Regions from separate parts of the Mus musculus genome. Here region 1 is linked to region 2. The links are chromatin loops, found by intact Hi-C in ENCODE. Cell type or tissue: gastrocnemius. All regions are shown on one strand. Each heading gives the region's core, and the rest is flanking DNA. Links, peaks and the distances in the headings are about the cores only. Region 1 holds the start of Mbtps1 (membrane-bound transcription factor peptidase, site 1). Region 2 holds the start of Wfdc1 (WAP four-disulfide core domain 1).

Evidence for each region. A loop is a pair of places that touch in the nucleus more often than their neighbours do. Peaks named below come from ENCODE experiments on the same cell type or tissue, not always from the same donor. Only the 100,000 strongest peaks of a DNase experiment are listed, where the experiment ranks them.
Region 1: a loop joins it to region 2, with 2.3 times the contacts of the local background. A loop is called at or near these places in 2 of 42 quality-filtered maps.

Annotation. Positions count from the first base shown.
Region 1 is chr8:119,553,989-119,565,034 of GRCm38, reverse strand. It overlaps Mbtps1 (membrane-bound transcription factor peptidase, site 1), which reads left to right and starts at 6,274. Exons shown (of 23, transcript NM_001167910.1): 1 at 6,274-6,389. It overlaps Hsdl1 (hydroxysteroid dehydrogenase like 1), which reads left to right. Exons shown (of 5, transcript NM_175185.5): 5 at 898-3,057. The coding sequence ends at 996. In gastrocnemius, for the core only: a CTCF peak has its summit at 6,071; DNase peaks (open chromatin) are centred at 5,677, 6,209, 6,520 and 7,583; H3K4me3 peaks cover 2,177 bases; H3K27ac peaks cover 2,561 bases.
Region 2 is chr8:119,662,956-119,674,001 of GRCm38, reverse strand. Wfdc1 (WAP four-disulfide core domain 1) reads right to left here and starts at 7,637. Exons shown (of 7, transcript NM_023395.2): 1 at 7,342-7,637. The coding sequence starts at 7,461. Gm32352 (a long non-coding RNA gene) reads left to right here and starts at 3,066. Exons shown (of 4, transcript XR_388091.3): 1 at 3,066-3,354; 2 at 9,682-9,908; 3 at 10,057-10,146. In gastrocnemius, for the core only: a CTCF peak has its summit at 4,508 (motif pointing left); DNase peaks (open chromatin) are centred at 3,206 and 8,508; H3K4me3 peaks cover 6,030 bases; H3K27ac peaks cover 7,898 bases.

The sequences.
Region 1 (11,046 bases), core at 2,057-10,056, 110 kb after region 2:
CTGAAAAGATTTGAGATTTATGAAATATTTTAAATTGTGATTTTGATCAGTAGGCCAGTAACTAAATGATTTACAGTAATTTGCTTTTTATTATCTATAGTAGAAATAGATGTGCCCGAATTTAGAATTTCACTGGGCAATTTCTGATTATAATACAAAGGTAAATACTTTGGGGGATGTTATACATAAAGATAATTCAGTTTCCCACCACAAGATAAATGTGTGAGTCGGTCAGCAGTGACTTCTCACACTTGTCTGCAGCTCAGAGCCGCAGCTGGCCTAAGAAGCTGTCTGGGGAGCTGTTTCCGAGTCGGTAATACCTAGAGCAGTGAGCAGAGAGGCTCGGCCTTGGTCATCTTGGGCTGGATTTGGTAGCCTAGCATCTCTTCAGTCGTCAGGAGGCTGAGCTGGGAGGATCTCTACTTAGGGCCAGCCTGGCCCATGGAGTGAGACCTTTTCTTTCTCAAAAACAGAACAGAAGCAGCTCCAGGGCCTCGCCGTCCTCTTAGGGATGCAGCTTCGAGGACAATGGGTGGCAAGACACTTTGACCGTATCTGTGAAAGCAGTGTCTTAGCTGCCGCGCATATGTTCACATCAATGAGCTCACCAGACTGGTTTTTACCTAGGCCCTGGGGTGCAGGCTGGTAAGCTCGGCTACCTTGGAGCAAGTGCAACCTGAACAGATTGTCCTCAGGGTACAGACATGAGGCACTGGGGCTTCAAAGGCACACTCCTGAGGGAGGATTCCTTCAACGCATCCTTTCCATCAGTTTTGGCTGCACTTCCTGATGAGAGCTAAGGGTGCCCAGAGCACCCCACACTGATCTGCACCTGTTGTTTCTTCGGCTCTCATGGCTCGGGACTCTAACCACATCTCCTTTGTCTCTCATTTGTAGTTCCTCTTCGCACAGTATATGCCCGAGTGGCTCTGGGTGTGGGGTGCAAACCTCCTCAACCGCTCCTTACGGAAAGAGGCCTTATCCTGCCAAGCCTGAGCCAGGAGGCTGGGGAGAAGCTTGGTTAAGCCACGGTCACCTACGGTTTCTGGCGTTTGGAAGAACACATTCACTCCACCTGTGTATCGTCTCCTACCAAGTCCCTAGTGCATCGCCATCCTTCATGAGGCCGACTGTTACGTCTGTGAGCAAACCTCAGGGACCACATGGTTGGCCCAGGGCGCATGGCCATGAAGCCTGAGGACAGAACGGGCTGCTTCCTCAACACTTGGAGCGTGACCAGCTCGCTCCTGTATTGTCCGTCTTGTGCTGGTCTTTTTCTTTTTCTTTCTTTCTTTTTTTTTTTTTTTTGAGAAGTCACCTGTTTTCCTTTTACAGGTGACTGATTATAGTATTGGCTTTCAAGATGTTCCTCAGGCTGGGCGTGGGGGCTCACGCCTTTAATGCCAGCACTTGGGAGCTTGAGACAGGCCTGGGCTACATAGTGAGTTCCAGGCCAGCCAGGGACATGCAGTTAAACCTGTCCTTGAAAAAAAAATTAATGTTCATCAGGAAGACAACAGAAAAGTGTTATTTTCAAACTGTGAACTGGGAGTGCAGGTGTTAACAGTAGACATGTGTCATGCTGCATAGCTCCATGGGGGGTGTCTGTGTGTACACACTGCCTTTCCCTAAGGTCCCTTAGAACCATGTGTGTGCTGTGTGTCTGGGTGAAGTTATCGATAAGACTTTACAGTAGACTCTGCCAAGACGAGGTTATGAGGGAGCCCTTCCCAGAGTAAACGCCTGGGCTACTCCCTTTCATGTGCTGAAAGACTTTCAGGCTCTACGCTGTGTGGGCTTGCCATGTCCTACGACATTGTTTCTTTGAGTACTTTTGTCTTTCCCACTCTGTAGGTGGGTTTTGTTGCTAGGCTGGGACACATAATAGGTTGTCTTTGGATGTACCTAAGTGGTGGTTCCTCACTGAGTCCGTGTTCTATCTGACCCCCTTCAGAGCTTGTTAGAGCTGGCTTTCATACACTTTTCTATGTAATCCAATTTCTCCCCAGGAGCGTTGTTGATAAAATCATCACGTGTTTGTGGAATAGTGGTTGAAATATGGGCAGCTTTTGTGCGTGGTATAAGGTAGTTATTGAAGTGATGTTAGCTCGTTTTTAGCCTGTGTGATGAATGTGTACATTGTAGGGAATGCTTTTATTAGCGTGAGGGTCCTTTACGTATATCCCACAATATGGGGGCACACTGAAACTTAGTGGCTTTCGTTGGTTTATAAAACCAACCTCTTGGGAGGGTCTCATACCCAGCACGTGGAAGCTTGGAAGTCATGGCAGCTTGTGCAGAGTGGAGGATGTGGCGTTGCCCCTTGTGGTGCTGCGCTGTGCCTGGGAAGTGAGAATGAGCGGCACGCTGGGACTTGGATGGAGTTGCTTTAGTGACATCCCATCACCTGTAGGCCCAAGTGCACTTTGCCCAGGACATCAGATGTGCCATTTTAAGTTGTGACTCAGATCTAGATCAGTGTCTTCATGTCCTCAGATCATGGGCAGACTACCATGCTTGGAGACAGAGGAGGAGGAGCCTCGGCGGGGACGGCTACCTTACTGCTGAGAACCTTCGTGCATGTGATAGGCGGCAGTACCTCCACCTGAGACCTAATCACGCATGGTGATTAGGGAGGAAGGCAGGAGACTGAGGGGTTCAAGGCCAGCATGGGCTATATAGTGAAACTCTGGTTCAGGAAACAAAAACAGCAGCAGAGACGCACTGTCCGCTCTGTGTAAGGTCCTGTGGCCCAGTATTCAGACTTGTCTATCAAGTGCGGAGTCCTTGCTCCATGATGAGGAGTCAGTGATGTTCTCTCAGCAGGACTCAGCTAGAACTCGGAGCACAGTGATCCGTGGCTGCAGCAGAAGACTCGAATCAGGCACCTTTAGGCTTCCTAGCTCTCATAGGCAGACCCTCTCTGCTGAGCTAGTCTGCCTGCCCACTGTGGACATGGCTTTTTACCAAGGAAGGAGGAACTCGGAACCTTTGTAACTCATCCTGTGAATCAGAACGTAACAATAAAAGCATCACTGTTTCCTTCAGGTCCCGCCACCAGAGGGTCTTTTTCTTTCTTTCTTTTTTCCCTACAGATATTATGAGCAGAAGTTGACCAATCAACACCCATGGTTGTCATTGGTAAAACAACAGGGTGCACACCGTTGTGCCTACTGCCTACTGGGCACCCGAGTCCCTCGTCCTCTGGCTGAGTGGCTGAGGATGGGCTGTGCACTTGGTGGTGTGGATATGGAGGGACGGCTCAGCAGGAACTGCTGCAACTGTACAGCGGGTACAGAGGCCAGGTGTGGTAGGCTTTAGAGAGTGTGGATATGGAGGGACGGCTCAGCAGGAACTGCTGCAACTGTACAGCGGGTACAGAGGCCAGGTGTGGTAGGCTTTAGAGAGTGTGGATATGGTGGGACGGCTCAGCAGGAACTGCTGCAACTGTACAGCGGGTACAGAGGCCAGGTGTGGTAGGCTTTAGAGAGTGTGGATATGGAGGGACGGCTCAGCAGGAACTGCTGCAACTGTACAGCGGCGGGTACAGAGGCCAGGTGTGGTAGGCTTTAGAGAGTGTGGATATGGAGGGACGGCTCAGCAGGAACTGCTGCAACTGTACAGCGGGTACAGAGGCCAGGTGTGGTAGGCTTTAGAGAGTGTGGATATGGTGGGACGGCTCAGCAGGAACTGCTGCAACTGTACAGGGGGTACAGAGGCCAGGTGTGGTAGGCTTTAGAGAGTGAGAAGGAACGGAGTCCTTATCAGTTCTTTCCTTCTGAGGTGTGTTTCTTAGGCTAATTGTATGTATGCACGAATGTATGTATGTATGTATGCATGCATGTATGTTTGGCTGTGGGAGCTTGTACGCATGCACCACATGCATGCAGGTGCTGTTGGAACTAGAGGTACAGATGGCTATGAGCTACCATGTGGGCAGAGGGGATCAAACCTGGGTCCTCTATGAGAATAACTTGTGTTCTTCACTACTGAGTCATCATCTCTCCAGACCCCTTTTATTGGTCTATTTTTTTTTGGTATTTATTCATCTATGTGAGTGTCTGCCACATGTGCAGAAGAGAGTCAGAGATCCCTGCAGTTCCAGGTGGTCGTGAGCTACCTGAGGGAGTTCTGGGAACTGCACTTATTAGGTCTTCTGGAAGAGCAGTAAGTGCCCTTAACCACTGAACTAAACCTCTCTAGCCCCCATCAGCCATTTTCATTTTGCTTACTTCCGTGATGTAAAACCTCTCCCTGTTTGGGAACCGGAGGATTGGTGATGGTTCCTCAGTCTTGATGACCTCTGCCCTCAGCCTCTGCTCCTCTCTACCCACAGTGAGCTTGGCACAGTCCCTGACTCAGGACTGACCATGCCTCCTATGTGCTTTGAGTTTTGATGTGTTTGTGGACAGTGACAGCAAGCCTCCCTCTGGCAGCCCCGTGGTCACATGGTTACTACAGAGTTATCCCTTGATGTCTGAGGGGAGCAGTTCTGGGAGCCCCATGATCAACAAAATCTACAGATGCTTAAGTCCCCTGGATCAAACGAAATAGCATTTGTATGTGACTGCACGGGTCCTCTGTACACTGAGGTCCTCCCTATATAACACACATCGCTACAGAACCACGGTGATAAAATTCCTAAGTTTGGTTGTTTGAAGTGGGAGATTTACAACGGAAAGTAATTGCTCTAGTTATTCTGAGACAGCCCCTAGGCAGCTGTTAGCCAGGGTCAGCATGTGCGCTTGGCAGAATATTGCTCTTCCTGATACGAGAACCTGGACTTAATGAGGACCGGGATTCAATGGTGTTGTGACCCAGTACCCGCTTTGAACTTTCTAACAGAGGCATGGTCTTTGATACGGGAGTGTTCCTAATGGCCGGGGGTGTCTCCATTTGTCCTGTCCCTAATCAGTGGTGATCTTAACAGAAACCCAGAAAACCAAAACTTTAATTACATTTGTGGTAAAGCCATCTCTTTCCTACAGTCTGGTTAGTCCACTACTCAGCTCTGAGCACTCCTTTAGCTAAAGTCTACTGTATGCAGGCTTAATGGGTCCTTTATGACATCAACTTATTGCTCCCAGCTTCTCCTGAGCCAGCAAGGGTCTTCTAATTACTGGGCTTCAGGCATCTGAAGGACAGAAGACCTTGGGGAGAGTGTGGCGAATCAGCAGGGAGACATCAGGCCAAGAGCAAGATTCAAGTCTCAGGGCAGAGAGTGGGCAGGCAATGGGGTTGCCACAGCGAGTTTCCGGAATGATGGGTTATCCATAGGATTCTGGAACCTGGGAATAAATGCGGTCTATCCTTTTCAATGTGTGGGGCTACTGTCTCAGAACCGCCCTTTTAAAATCTCGTTTGTATGTCTGTGTAGGATTATGTATAGGCGTGCAGGTGCCCTCAGAGGCCAAAAACCTGATCCCTCCGAAGCTGAAGTTACAGTGAGCAGGTTCTGGGATGGAAACTTGGCTCCTATACAAGAGTACTGTCCCCTCTTACATGCACTCTTCTGACTGAACACCTGAGGGAAAACACAAGAGTGCTGCACAAGGTCCCCTCCATACCCTGACCTAAATCCTGGGTCCGGATCCCCTTTTCTTGAGTTTGCTCGGCTGGAGGTCCCAATGCAAAACCCAGTTTCCATACCAGGTTTGGCAGCCAAGGTGAGCTTATGAGCCTAGGACTCAGGGTTTGTCTCCTCCATCCTGTTTGCTTCAGTCACAGTCCCCGAGCACACTTAGGTTGTGCCAGGGCCAAGAGTGATCGATCCAGCTCAGTACTAAGGCTGAGAATGGGCCCGTTCTACAGGTGGCTAAATTGCTCAAGTGCGTTTTACCAGACGAAATTCACCTTGATCCTGTTTGTTCCAAATGGTAAATAGTTGGTGTTACAAACGTCCTGTTTCTCAAGATGCTGATGCACCCTCCTGGCAGCAGTAATAAACTGGGGCCATGGGAGTAGTTCAGGAGAACACATAGATTGGATAGGCGCCGTCCCACTTCAGCCGCGCAAAGGTGCTCGCACCCTTCCTGAGTTTCCAGGCCAGGAAACCTGGAGAAACCTAAACCACCAGGGTTCCCTATATATACCCAGAGAGGGCGATTTGGCCTCGCCCTCGGCTCCGCCCCTTCCCGACCCCTCCCCCAAGACCGCAAATGTCGCGAGAGCTCCGCACAGCCTCTCGCCTCGGTGCCGGGCCGTCAGGAGCGCGCACGCAGGTCGCGGGCGCGCAGAGCACGCCGGGCCGTCGTAACCCCCCCACGCCCCAGCGGCGTGGTCTCGCGAGACTTGCGAGTAAACATCCCCCGAATGGAGACCCGAGGCGTGTTCGCGGCGGAGCCGCCGTTCTCCCGGGTCCGCCGACCCCGAGCCTGAGGCGGACGCAGGTACGTTTGCCGGCGGCGGCCGAGAGCCGGACGCGCCCTAGGCTCAGCCGTCCGCTGCCCGCGCGGGGGCCGCCGGCTACCGCAGCTGCTTCCCCAGAAATTGGCCCGGAGCGGCGGCGGCGGCTGCGGCGGCCTGGCCTGCGCCTGCGCGCCGCGGTGCGCAAGCGCCGTTCGCCTCCGCAGGGCCCTGCGGTCGCGAGCCCCGGGGAACCGAGCTGCAGCTCAGTGCACATCGCGGCTCGGACTCGCATTTGCTGTAGGTGTTTTTGAGTGGCGCTTTGAAGGGACGGGAGGAGCACTTGAAGATTTCATTCTGGGATCAGCCTCGCTAGCAACCCCTAGGTTTGGAGGCGAATGAAAAAGCCGGACAGAGAAAAGCATAAAAATCTGCAAAACTAGTCGGGGGGGGAAAAAGTTAATATTTAAGACAAGGTCTGAGTAGCTCAAGCTGGCTTTGAACTCCTGATCCTCACGTCTCTGCCTGGCGCTGGGATTAAAGACGTACAGCGCCACACCACTTACCGTTATTTTTTAAACGCAAGACCGTGATTTCTATAAAGTGTCCTATGTATCACAGGGTCACTTGTATTAAGTGGTCCCGCCCTGTGACTTTGTGTCATCTTGCGGAGCAGTTCAGTCGGCACCACAGCCCGCTTTGAGAACCACTCCCCAGACTCCCGGTACCCTGCTGTGGTTAGAACCGATTTTTAGTCTGCTATTTTAGTCACCGATGGACCTGTCTCCTTAGGTTTGCTTTTTGGGAATAGTGGGTCAAGAGTCGCATGTGGCCTTTGGTGTCTTGTTTCCAGAATTCATCTATGTTGTTGCATAAACCAGTACCTTTTTTTATGGTTGTAGCGTAAGTCAGTATTTCATCTTTTACGGCTGAATGATAGTCCGTTGTTTAATAGCCCACAGTTACCCCTATTCATGTGGAATACCTTTTGCCAAGGTCTTATCTTGCAGTATGTGACACATTTGGCCACAGAGCTAATTTTTTGTGGACTTTTTGGTTTTTGTTTTTGTTTTGAGTGTAAGGGTGAAGTGGCTACTGGAACCTGCACTTTTGCTCATTAGGACTCTCCTGCAGTCTCTAAACACCCCTTATAACCAACAATTTGCTGTTACTATCTAAAAAGTGATGCGGTGTTGGCAGGCCTCCCCCTCGCCCCTCGGGAATGAAGGAGCATGTTTTCTGGTCAGATCTTGTTCATTCTTGGTGCTGTCATATGCTTTATTCTCTGACTCAGTTCTCTCTCCGATGGTCGGCAATCTTTGGACTAGGAGGACCAAAAGGGAAGTCTGTGTGTGTGTGTGTGTGTGTGTGTGTGTGTGTGTGCGCGCGCTTCCTTGATCACACTCCACCTGATTTTTTTTTTTTTTTTTTTTGAGACAGGGACTCAGTGATTCTGGAGCCTCTGATTGAGTGAGACTAAGGGGCCACTGTGTCCCAGGGGCAGTCTACCTCAGCTTTCTGTGTGAGTTTTGGGGACTTAATTCAAGTCCTCGTGCTCCATGGATCATCTTCCCAGCTCCTCTAAGGAATCTCTTCAGTGATTTCTTTTGAGGAGAAAGTTGTATATGATTAGCAATTTCTTTTTTTCCCTAAAGTGAGTTATGTTCATTTCAATGTTCATTGGTGCTTTGCCTGCCTGTATATGTATGTGAGGGTGTTGGGTCCCCTGGAACTGCAGTTACAGACAGTTCTAAGCTGCCACATGGGTGCAAGGGATCAAACCTGGGTCTTCTGGAAGAGCAGCCAGTGTTCTTAACTACTGAGCCATGTCTCCAGCCTCTTATTAACAACTCTTGATTGCTTTGGGGGTGGTATAGATGGGATCAGAACCCATCCATTGATCTGAAATGCTCAGGAATCTAGACTTTCCAAAGGTATTGTAGGAGGTGACCGATGAGTGGATTTTTTTCCTAGTGGTGCAGTCTGGTTTGATATGTTTTCTAAGTCCACGTATGTATGATGTATATAGGTGCACACGTGTGGAGGGCAGAGGACAACTGTGGAGTCGGTTCTCTTGTCTTTCCTTTATGAGGGTTCAAGGGGTCAAACTCAGATCATCAGGCCAGCACAGCAAGTGCCTTTACCCATAGCGCTATCTGATCGGTCCTATTGACCGTTTGACTTACTTCTCTTGTGTATATAAAGGGCTGGCCTGCATGTGTCTGCACATCTCTTGTCTGAGGAGACCAGAGCTTTGGGTACTGGGAATAGAACCCTGGTTCTCTGGAAAACCAGTAAATGCTCTTAACCACTAAATCAATGTTCCTATTAATCTTGACAGTATTTTCCCCTCATAAGGAAATGAATTTCAGCTAAAATGAGGAAAGTAAGAAGTTTGGCCCAGTCTGTGGTTGGCTGGTACCTGTTAGATATGCAGAGACTAGGAACCAAGAGCAGACTCTGCAGGGACAGACAGTAAACACCTCAGCTTCTCGGTCACACATACTGAACATCACTGGCTCATCGAGGCCTCCATACACACCTTTATTTTAAGAGAGTACCTTCTGGCACTGCTTAATTGTTAGCCTGTTAAATGGTGGGAATACAGCCAAATGTGCAGTTGAGTTTCAAAAGAGACCGTTTTCCAGCCAACGTTTAATTAAATTGGATAGGGCCCTTTCCTGGCTTAAACAGCCTTCACAGGAGTTACTTCAGTGAACTCGCTCATGAAGAGGTGGGGCATGGGAGCATAATTAGATGGCTGCGGTATGGGCATTTCCTCTCACCTGAATTAGATTTAAGAATTATATCCAAGCAAATAACTTTAGATATATTTAAATTATGCTCAGAAGTGTAATCTTGGTGGTGTTCTCTTACAATGTGCACACTGTAAAAAGGATTTCAGAGTTGAAAGAGATATTAGTTGCCCCTTGACGCTCACTCTCCTCTCTGTCACACTGTACCTGTTGCATCTGTCCCTGGGGTGCAGGTGTCTTTCCCATGCAGTATTTGATGTCAGGCTCATCTTGAGTCCCCCCATATGAGCAGTGCAGTCACCCTCAGGGAAGCCACGGGTGGAAAGGTCTTCTTTAGTAGGTATGCTTTTTATAGAAGATAACCAGGTCTTCTGCAAGGATGCCTGGGAGTTAAGTCTGATCACTACTTGGTGGATCCAGGGAAAACCTCAAGAGGCCCTGCAGGTAGAGTGGCGTCCCTGTGGAGTTTCTGGACGGGGCCATGAGGTGCTTCAGGTTCTCCTGTAGCTAGGAAGGTCACTGTAGACAGATGTGTGGGAACAACTCAGAGAGGAAGAGCTTAAGATCACTGTATACCAAAATCAGTAAGTCTGGCATGCTGATTTTTGTTGTTATTTTGTTTTTGAGACAGGGTCTCACTATGTAACTTTGATTGCCCTAGAACTCACTATGTAGACCAGGCTGGCCTTGAACTCTCAGAGATCCTCCTGCCTCTGCCTCTTGAGTGCTGGGTTTAAAAGCGTGCGCCATCATGCCTGGCTCACAGTTGATCTTTTGTGCGGCTGTCTTACCAGAAAATGTAACCTCCTCGTTAAAAATTTATTTTAAAGGATTTATTTAAAATGATAAACAATGTGATTTGTCTAATTATAAAAACAATAACGCTCTTTGTAAACTGTGAAGAAATGTAATAAAGTGGAGAGGAGGGGGCCACCCTGCTGCAGCGCTTACGCTGTTTTGTTACCTTTTAGTGTGGTTTTTCCTTGTACATAGATACAGAAACTTCATAGATTAACCTGTATTTTGCCTAATGTATGCATATTCATGATGTGCTTACAGAGGTAAGCAGAGAGTGATGGATCCCCTTGAACCTGAGTTCGGGTTGGTTGTGAACCACCATGTGGGTGCTGAGACTCAAACCTGTGTCCTACAAGAACAGCAAGTGCTCCTAATCACAGCGTCATCTCTCCAGTAGCATGGATGCGACTTTAAAAGTCAAAGCTTGCCAGCTTTAGGAGGTAGAAGGAGGTGGAGCTGAGTTTGAGGCCATCCTGGTCTACACAGCGAGATCCAGGACAGCCAGGGCTGTGTAGCAAGGCAAGACCCTGTCTCACTGAGGGGATGTGTACCTGCAAAGCTGGGACCATTCTGTGCATGAACTGATTTCTTTAATACTTCATTAGCTCATTCTCCTGTTACTAGCATAAACCGTTTTATCATTCTAGAGGTCAGAAGTCCAAAGTGAGTCTCAGAGCCAGTATTGACAGCTGGGTCTTTCTGAAGGCTCTCAGAGAGGTCCAGTTCCCTCTGTTTATAGAAGCCGCCTGTAATTCCTTGGCACCTTGATTTCTTTCTAACAAAAACCACACCCTGGCTTTTATTGTCCTAACTCTGAACCATCCCCTTAGCTGTATGGAGGCATTATAGTGATTAGAGGGTAGAGGATGCCCTCCCCAGCTTGGGGTGCTCATATCCTGCTGAGTCTTGGTATACAGTCACATCCACAGGTTCTGGGGGTCAGGATGTGGACATCTGTCAGGGACCATGATTCAGTCTTATTCGAAAAGTTTCTGCCTGGCATTCTGTAATGCAGACAAACCATAATCATTTCCCCTTCTGTCCCCTGTTATTGCATGCTTACAGAGTTTCTAACTCTTCCCCACTACAATGCTGTACTGTACATCCTTGGATGTAAATAGTGTGCTTTCAGGTTTATACATGTTGG
Region 2 (11,046 bases), core at 1,339-9,338:
CGGATTTCTGAGTTCGAGGCCAGCCTGGTCTACAAAGTGAGTTCCAGGACAGCCAGGACTATACAGAGAAACCCTGCCTAGAGAAAAAAAGGAAGGAACTAAGGAAGGGAAGGGAAGGGAAGGGAAGGGAAGGGAAGGGAAGGGAAGGGAAGGGAAGGGAAGGGAAGGGAAAATGTGTTCCTGGTCCCAGGAGTGCTGGCCTAGTGGGCACAGAGGATGTTCAGAGACAGAACAGCATTTAGTGGAAACATGACAACCTCTCTATGGCAGGGCTCTTAGGTGATGTGGGGGAGGGGCACTGGGAACAGGCGCCTAGCACCGAGACAGACTTCCTCCCTTGTACCACTCTCTGACAACTGCTATGTGGCCTTGTCTCTCTCAGCTAGGTTCTCTTGCTGGCCCTGTCACACAGTGTGGAACCTGAGGCACATGGCAGGAAGTCCCAGGCTCAGAACTTGAGCCACCTGGTTTCATGGTTGAGGTCTGAAGCAATACTTGTCAGCTCTTACCCTACTCAGGCGCCTGCAACATACTCCTCTGAGGGTGTTATTAGCCCACTTTGCAGATGAGGACAAAGTCACAGGACTAGCTCTCCAGAGACAGAGGCAAATTGGCTCTCTCTGACTCCTCCAGAGCCTTTCTGTCCTGGAGCCTGGCCCTAAGGGCCCCTCCTTGCACACTCCCCAGCTTCCATTATCCTGGGGAACAGCCCCAGTTCAGGGCAAAACTATCTGCCACCCTCACCCAGGTACATTCTAGAAACAGCTCATTCCGACGCTGCCTGTGGCCATAGCCCACCCTTCTCTCCAGCCTACATTGCCACGGGAAAAGACATAAGAGCACAGCCAACCCCTCACAGAAGCCAGCCAGGCTGACAACATTCTTCATGACGCACCCTGTGATGTCTGCCCTGGCTTTACACCCCTACTAGGGACTTTATCTTAAGTGTGACCCCTGAACACCTGTCTGACGGATCCTCTGGGTACTGCTCAGACATCTCTCTTCCTCGTGCCAGACCTGAGTAGAGCAATCCTTCTAAGTTCCTCCACCTGGTGGCTGTTCTCCTCCTCAGAGAGAGAGTCTGACACCGGTGTAGATCCACAAAGCCCCGTTTCGTTTTGGTTGCTGCATCTACAGCACATGGGTCAAGGATTCATCTTCACTGGGCATGGGAGGGGAGGGTCCGCAGGTTCAAGTTCATTGTCCTAGAACAGCCAGAGAAGGCTGGATGGGTGAGTAAAGGGACATCTGCAGTTCAGAATGTCACATGGGCCTTGGGGGAAGGACGAGAACCAGCCATGTCCACAAATCTGCCACAAGTGGCCACACACAGATCATGTGCAGGGTGGATCCACCACACATACAAGGAAACCCAGAGATGGAGTCCTTCGGTGGTTGCTGGGAGAATGGAAGCCAGTGCTTACTGGGTAAGGGTCTCCTTTGTGGGGAGGGAAGGAAGTGCTTTGGGAGCAGAGAGACAGACAGGCAGACAGACACACACACACACACATATAGTTACACATAGAGATCTATACAGTTACACACAAATACACACAGATACACACACAAAACACAGAGACAGAGTCATAGACACACACAGAGACAGACACACACAGATATATACATACAGATATACACCCAGAGAGATACCAATAACACAGACACACAGATATACACAGAGAGACAGACAACACACACACGAAACAGACAGACACCGAGACACACACAGAGACAGACAGGCAGACATACAATGAGACAGATAGACAGGCAGGCAGGCAGAAACACACACACACTTACACACAGATATACACAGAGAGACAGACAGACAGACACACAGATACACTCACAGACAACACACACAAAAAACACACAGAAACAGACAGACACAGAGACACACAATGAGACAGATAGACAGGCAGGCAGGCAGGCAGAAACACACACGCACTTACACACAGATATACACACAAAACACAGACAGTTATACACAGAGAGACAGACAGACACACACACAGATAGACACACACAGATACACTCACAGACAACATACACACAAAACACAGACACAGAAACAGACAGACACAGAGACACACACAGACACAGACACACACATACATAGACACACACACACATACACACCAATGTTTTATCTTGGGCTAGGGTTGCAGCCGAGTGGGTAGAATGCTTTCCTGGAATGCATAGGGATCAGGGTTCAATCCCCAGCCCGTGGTGCACACGCCTACAACCCCAGCACTCAGGATGTAGAGACAGGAAGATGGGATGTTTAAGGCCATCCTCACCTACAGATTGAGTCCAGCCTGGGCTATATGACATCTTGGATTTTTTTTTAATTAAAAAGGTAAAATTGGTAAAATTTCTATAAAAAGTCTTAAGTCATACACAATTCAACTCAATTTAAACATTTTTAAGCAATATGAATAAAAATAAATACTTGTGCTGAGCGGTGGTGGCACACGAGTTTAATCCTAGCACTTGGGAGGCAGAGACAGGTGGATTTCTGAGTTTGAGGCTAGCCTGGTCTACAAAGTGAGTTCCAGGACAGCCAGGGCTATACAGAGAAACCCTGTCTCGAAAAAAACCAAAAAACCAAAAAGCAAAAACAAAAACAAAAAAACCTTGTACTGTGGGCGGGGCTCAGGAAAAAGTGTTGGTTCACACGGACAAGTGGTGTGTGGAGGACTGCATGTGGACTGCCCTCAAGCATCCAGCTCTGAACTGTCTGGATTCTTCTGAGGGTAAATATCAGAAAGAACTGGGGAGCGACCCCTCCATCTGAAGAGCTAGCACCCCACCTGTGAAGCTGCCCTCACCCCACATCTCCCTGACATTCACCACGCCTTCATTCCACAGGAAAGCTTTGCCCTTCTTTGGAATGTTCTAGAGACTTCATGGCTAGACCAATAAAAATGTCCTCCAGGACTGGTGTGCCTGGTGGAGAAAGAAAGCCAGCTTTCCTTCCAAGCCCCACTTGCCCTTCCTCTGGAATTTGGACGTCAGAAATCTAAAAATAGGCATCTCCCTGGCCCGCAGGGCTGGGGTTCCGTGTGAGGATGCGCCAGCCCTCCACGGCAGGTCACGGGGACAGAACTCAGGAGAGGCTTGGGCCCTTCCCAGGGGAGCTCGGAAGAGCAGAAACTTCAGCTCGGGCAGTGTTGCCATCAAGTGCTCATAGGAAGCCCCTCTAGACCTTTCTGAGCTCGCCTCTGCCCTGGGGAATGTAGACACCCTCTGCCTGCGCCTATGCACTTCAGGCTCTCAGTCAGATCCGAGTCTGGCCCAGTTCCAGACATGAGCAGACCCACGCCTGATATGACGCAAGGGAGACCCACCCCTAGGGTAAGCCCTCTGCATCTTTTGTCTCCTATGAAAGCAGCTGGTGAGAAAGTAAACAAATCTTGCTGATAAGAACAACGGGAGCAAAGAATACAAAGATATCACGGAAGCAAGTGTGGGAGGTGGGGCTCTAGGAGAGAGGAGAGGCCCAGATGACGCACCCATGCAGGTAGGGGAGGTTCTACAGTAATGGGCTGGGAGGGGGGTCATCACCCACAGCTGCTATGGGCCCCACCCATAATATCTATGACATACATTCAAACACATGTACATGAGTGTGTGCTTGCATGCATGCACATACACACACATACACATGTATACACACACATACACACACACACATGTATACACATGCATACACACGCATACACACACACAGGCCCCACCAATAATATCTATGTGTACATCCCTACACATACATTCAAACACATGTACATGTGGTGCATGAGTGCACACACACACATACACACATACACACATACACAACACATACACACATACACAACACATACACACATACACACATACACAACACATACACACATACACAACACATACACACATACACACATACACAACACATACACACATACGCCTGGTCTTTATCTGTGTATAGATGTTTTGCCTACACGTATGTCTGAAACACAGTGTTCCTGATGCCTGCAGACGTCAGAGGTGTCAGGTTCACGTGGAGTACCTGCTGCTGTGTCTATACTGCCGAGGAGGGAAGCTCAGACAGATGTCAACCCTAGGCGTTCTTCGGGGTCTCACTTGGAAAGACATGGTTGGCGTTCCTGTCTGACCCCTACTGGGAGTCGCTCAAATGAACCCGCCTTGATCTGGGAAAACTCCAGTCCCCAATACAAGCTGCTCCCTTGAAGGAGCTCAGAGGCGGGATGGACCATGGAAGGGAGGTAGGCAGCATAGCCCAGCAGGTTTTAATCATTGTCTCACTTCTGTGGCCAGGGCTGTCCATCCTAGTGTGGCTGAGTCCAGGCCACCAGCACAAGGACAGGAGAAATAAACAGTATGGCCTCGTGACCCACCCCAAGTCCACAGATAAAGATCTCAGGGGCAGTAATAAACCAGCCAAGTCCTCAGTGCTATGTCTGTGCAGAGCGCCCCCTCCCGGCCGGGAGCTAGCGGGCACTCTAGCCGAACACCTAAGCCGACCAACCGGCAGAGGGAGAGGTTTGTTTGGGCTCAGGATTTCCGAGGGCTCCCTCTGGATGTCAGCTCACTGCTTTTGGAGAACATCTCGGAGAGGGGATGAGGGAGCGGAGCCAGGAAGTGGGGAGACAGCAGAGAGGAAGGGGCGGGTACAGATCCCTTCAAAAGCTTGCCCCCAGCAAGTTATTTCTTCTACCAGGCCCCACCCCCTCATGTTCTCAGGGTAACCTGGTCTCATCTTGACTCTCCATCCAGATGTTAGGGGACTAACGCATCCAGTCCCAGGACTGTGACCTGTCAATCACCTTCCTCAGGCCCCTCCTCTCAACACTACCATGTTAGGGACCAGATCTTCATCAACACATGTGTCTTTAGAGAATATTTCAGACCAGAAATAATAATAATGGATAATGAATTATCCATTGTAGACATACTGGATTTAACTTTTAACTGTGATTCTGAAAAAACAAAACAAAACAAACAAACAAAAAACAACAACAAAACTGCTTCCCTTAAGGCTAAGCCTGCTCCCGGATACCTGCAGAAGGGGTCCCCAGGCCACAGCCATCAAGAGCTCAGCACCAAGTTGTGTGAGGGGGTCGAGGCTGTGGCCATATCTTGCCTCAGTGCATGTGGGCTGCCATCTCTTCTGGCTACCCAGTTAAAGGTCCCTCTGAGGCCCAGAGAGGACGGCGAGTGGCCCAAGGCTGCACAGCAATTAAGAGGCAGATGCACAAGGACCCATAAAACTCTTGAGTCACACACAGCCTGGCCTTCCCCAGGGCGGGGCATGTCCCCCAACACACACACACACACTCTTTCTTTCCTCTGGCACGCACAGCAGCAGTCTGAACACCAGGGAGGGGCCAATTCTGCAGATAATGCAAAGCCCGGGGATTGTGTCCCATGGCAGCACGAGGTACAAAGAACCTGGACCTGGGAAAAGCAGCAAAGTCCCTTTCCTTGCAGCCTGCCCTTTCCCGCTGGCCTGCGCCGCCCCACCCCCACCCCTCTCATCTCTAGTTAGACTCTGGCGTTGGAGCCTTCAAAGGATGTCCTTCTTTCTCTGGATTCTTAATCCTTAGCCTCCCTTCAGGACAACCACCTCTTCCAGGAAGCCTTTGGTGATTCCATGTCCCACGTGAAGTCTGACTCCTCCTCCCGTGGCTCCCTGTCTCTTCCCTAGAGCATCCAGCCAGGGTGTTCATCTTGAACCCAGATCAGCCTCAGTTCACATTGGTTTCCCACCTCCCTGCTTCCTGATCTGGCAAACTCATATTCACCCTTCAAAGCCCCAGGCCAAATGTCTCCAACCTTAGAAGGCTCTCCCTGCAGCTCCAGGGCAGGGCTGAACATGCTGCTCATCACATTTGTGTTCCTGCATTCATGAGAGTGCTCCTGGTGCTGACTCCGATGGCAGGAACCTGCCAGGGTCTACAGCAGCCCCGGGGAACCAGAATTCCTCCCAGGAGGCATGGGCTGGCATTGGACTAGAAGCCTGTGAGACACACTGGCTACTCTGAGTGCTGAGTGCTTTCTGTGTCTGCACAAGTGTACAGTGTCCCTGCAGGCATGCTGCCTCCCTGACTGGAGACCCCCCCACCCCCGGAGGGTGCCCACCTTACACCCACCCCAACGCTTCCCTCATTATCTGTCTCCCCACTGCTCAAAAGCTAACACACCCTGGCTTCCTTCCTCTCATTCACTCTCTGCTGTCCACACTGCTGTGTAGACACCCCAGGAGGGGAACCGGCAGACAAGTCTCCCATCCAGGACAGTGTCATCAAAACACCAACACCAGGGATGGGGGAGATGTCCCCCAGTGGATAATATGCCCTCTGAGTAGGTCTGAGGCTCAAGTTCCAATACCCAGAATGGATGTAAAAGCTGGCAGAAGTGGCAGCCACTTGTGGCCCACGGGCTCGGGAGGGAGGTGGGATGCCCGGGCCAAGCTGTCCAGGTAGACTAGCCCTAGGGAACTCTGAGTTCAGTGGGAGACCGTCTGTCAGTAAAGGAAATCAAATGAACAAGGTAGATGGCTGATACCAATTGCCAGCCTCCACAGGCCCAAGCACACACGAGTATGTGCCCACATAAGCACTGCACACATCTGTAAACACATACACATGCGTGTCACACACCACATCAACTCCCCCCCCCCCCACATATTTACTGAGAGGAATGCATCACTCTGTCTTCCACAGAGCACATTGTTGGTGTCCAGAGAGGTCAGACAACTTGCTTGAAGTCACACAGCCAAAGACAAGCCCAACTTAGGACTCAGCCATAGGGTCCCACTGTGCCTGCCCCCCCTCCCCCCGTTGACATTCTGCTCAGAACCTTCCTAGGTATCGATGTCATTTGTCCCCAGGCAGCCTGACTCACCCTCGAGGGGGAGAGCGGGTCTCCTCATCCTGTACCTGCAGGGGGTCATATAGATTTTTGCCCAGCCTGCTTCCCACTAAGTGTCTCTTGCCCGAATGAGGCACTGTGGCCAGGCTTCAGACACTGGAGGGGACCAAATGCTCACGTCTGTGCCCTCAGACCCTTTCATTAGACTCTGCTTTCCAGGAAGAAGCAGAGATGCTTTCCCTTAAGCTTCAAAGGCAAGATCTCCACATGGGGGGTGGACCTGTTTCTTGCCTCCCTGCTGGCAGCAATGGGCTCTCAGGAAGGCAGAGCCTTGTCTGCCCACCACCCGCTACAGCTCCAATACAGGAGATTCCCACCACGATAAGAAACCATAGACAGCATCTAGGGACTTCTGTCCCCTGGGCCACCTCCCATCACAGAGGCCCCTCCACCCCTCCTGGCACTTACTCGGGACTTCTCGGCCAGCCTGGCCGGCAGCATTGCCTCCCAAGTGCCCTGGGCAGAACTGGAGCCCAGTAGCAACAGGAAACTCAGAGCCCGAAGGACTTTTCTGCCGCAGTTACCCATCCCGAGGCTGGTGGCAGGGTTTCCTTCTGCACGAGTGACCTCCTCCGCAGGCCGGGGAGAGGAGGCAAGAGGGGTTAAGAGGGAGGAGGGACCATAGCCTGGGTGGGGCCTGAGAGAGCAACAGAACTTTGCCTGCTGCAGCCTTGGTCCTCCACACAGGGTCCCTGGGATCTTGTGCCCTCAGCCAGCACCTGTGCCCTGGGTAGTGGTTGGTTCTCCAGGTTATTTTTAGTCCACCCTGTGGCTCCAGTGACTAGAGTGACTGTAAGCTGGGCAGCTCAGATGCCGGGCAGAGGGAGGAAGGGGCACCAGCCAAGACGTGGCCGGGAGGGACCTGCCACTCCCCTGTAACTATTGAGCTGCTGTGGCGGCCTCCTCGGCCTCCAGTTAGGATGGGCTGTGCTGCTCTCAGCGCTGCCTGTGACTGTCTGCCCCAGGAACTGGGTTTGGGGGTGCTATAGGGAGGGGACAGGGGGCCGCAGGAGCCTGTGGCCCTGGTGTGGGGAAGCAGACCCCTCCCTTGTCTCTGAGTCCCTGCTTTGATGTGACTCTGGGGGAGAGTGGCATTGCACAGGAAAGCATCCTCTGCACTGAGGGTTGCTGCGGGAACCAAGCACCTTGCCTGTCCCCAACAGGTTGTCCCCAACAGCATGCAGAGGTGGCTGCTGTGTGGATCCCCATTTTTCTTAAAGGGGGACACAGAGATGGAAAGAGGTTTCACGCTTGCTCTCACATCAGACAACAGTGTGAGGTGGAGCAGCTAGCTCAGGCCCAGAGGATGGTATGAACGGCTCCACTGGAGAAGGTGGGATTGGCTTTCCCTGCAGCCCCAGTGGTATTTGCCGAGGGGGCTCCGAGGCACACCCTGTGAGGCTGGGTGGCACGGGCAGAATGGGCACCCAGGAAGGTAGGTCTGTCTTCCCACCCACCACCAGGAGCACCCGGGTCCTGGGGCTCTGACAGCAGTTCCCAGCCCCCATGCTCGTCTCCACATGTGCCTACATTACATTCTTGGACAGCAGGCTCTTGGCCCAGTTCCTGGGTCTCTCCGTGGGTGGCCTGGCTTCTGCCTGAGCTGGGCTGATGGTCTGTGAAGCCCTTCTGACCTCCCTCTGCCTTCACTGCACCAGGTCTCCTAGTTCCCCACCAGGAAGGCTCTTCTGCCTGGCAGGGCCCTAGCACGGCCTTGGATTTCTGCCGGGACTGCTTTCCCAGTATGGCTCCTGATAGAGGCTCTCATGTGGTGGCCACCATTGGGTGCATCTGTACTGATTGGAGCGCTGAGCCCCACCCCTGCCTCCCACCCCTCCTCTTCTGAACTAGACAGTCTGCTCTACCTGGTGGATTGTTCTTGTTCTTGTAGCACCCCCCCCCCCGCCATGCTCCATCCCTGGAGTCACAGATTCATAAGACTGTGCTCATGCGCAGTAGGTGAATACAGTTGACCATGTTGTGCCTGATGTAGGATCATCTGGGGTCCCCGTCCTACATTTTGGTACTTGTGGCATCTAACACGTAGTCATAGGATCACTAAACATGCGCCATGTAGCAGCTCTGAGTGAGGACTGTTTACGTGTAAAGCAGACATCATGTACAGAACACACACATGCGTTGGTGGAGGTCAGAGGTCAACCTCCCTCACATTCCTCAGGCACCGACCATTCTCTTTGGTTTCCTCAGATACTTTCTCACTGGCTGAGACTTCTCTAAGATGGCTGGGCTGGCCGGCCAGTGAACATGAGGGACCCTTCTGTCTTGGTCTCCTCAGAGCTGGGGTTACAGACACACACTCCCACACCTGCCTTTTTGTGTGTGTCCTGGGGAATCAGGCTCAGGTCTCTGCCTGCGTGGGAAGTGTTTCACCAACCAAGCCAATCACTTCAACTCCCACAGTGACCCCAAAGAACTCTCAAAATTGGTAGAAAGCAGGGGTGTGTCCTTGACATCTGACCGTGCATGCATTGAAAACTGCTCCTGGATCAAACGGAACCATGAGGGTATCTGACATCCTCTCCCCGCATTTCCTTGTTTGGTCACACGGCTACTAGGACATTCAGTCATTGCTCTGTGACATCTGATGAACCCCTGATACTTGCCTATCTCACTGGGAAGCCGCCCATGTGGCTCCATCCTCCACATCAGGCCCCTAGTTTGGAACTCTAAGAGACAGAATGCACTCAGTAGTTTCTAATGACAAGCTGTCTGTGTGTATCCACCCAGCATTTGGAAATTAAAGAGGAGCAAAGCAAAGCTTTGGGATCCCTCTCTACCCACCGGCAACATCTGGAGTTGAACCCTGGCGTGGTGAGGAAGCTGACACGGGTCACCATAAGCTGCTTAACACATGAGCATTTACCACACTGAGGAGAGAAGGTCGGAACCCTGCCGGAGACAAAGACATGGGTCTGCATCTCCTCCAGCTGCTCCCAGAACCTGGCCTGGACCCAGTGAGTATTTGTTGCTGATGGGGTAAGCTTAATCTTCTTAACTGCCAAGATTCTTCCTCATCCTCGGATTTAGTGAGGGATGGCCCCCCAAACTAGTTCTGCAGTCTAAAGTCCCAAGATGTGACTAAGTCAACATTCTCTCCCCTAGATAACACTGAAGGTCCATGCATACATTAGGCGCTTGGGTTGAGATGCCAGGAGCCTCCGAAATGTGACACACAGTCAACTCTTCACCGTGGTAAGTTACAAAAGGACCCTGCAGAGTCTTCGGGACAAGAAGGGCAACCGCTCAGGGTACTGAGCCACACTGGGTACTTTGTGTGGAAGGAAAATGGCCCAAGAAACAAACAGAACAAATCCGCCTGGGGAGCCAGCACCTCTTTTGATCAGGGACTTGACGTGGCCTCAGGATGACAGCCACCGGATGCTCCCAGCAGGGCCCTAGGTCCCACCATGAGGTCAGGTCCAGCCCTCTTCCCAGTTTCCTGCCGAGACTCAGAACTCGAGGTCCCACCTTCAGAGGGCCTTTCCAGTTTATGTGACCCAGGCAACCTGAACTTTCCCCCAGCCCAGTGGGATGTCCTCCTGCGAAGTCTCCGACCGTTGGCATGCCTTCCCGAAGACTGTGAATCCTGGAGAATGTCTCTCTGCCAAGGGCTTCCCTCCCTCAGGGGAGAGAGAGAGAGAGAGAGAGAGAGAGAGAAATAGAAACTTTAAAATGTAAAGAGTGCTGTGCCTGGGGACTCGGAGTCAGGAAGCAGAGGACACACTAAGGGTCACTAAGGGTCACCATCCTCCAGGGACACAGGACAGTTTAAGTCTATTGATCAGACCAGATAAAAGTGTACTGACTCTTAACTTATACTGTCGTGTGAATGACTTCCAGTAGAGAGAAACAGAATTGTGTAGAAGACTCAGAGTCCATTCATTCATTCATTCATTCATTCCTTTGAATATCTACCCAAGTCAGGCCTAAGAACACCAAAGGAGAGGACCCAAGCCCCACCTCTGCACCTCCAGGGCTTACTACCAAGAAAAGGAGTCAGATTGTTAACCTGGTGTTCTGATAAATATGGATGGCAGGCACCATCCTAAGGACGTGGGCAATGGCCTCCCGTCTATCAACCCTACGCTGCTT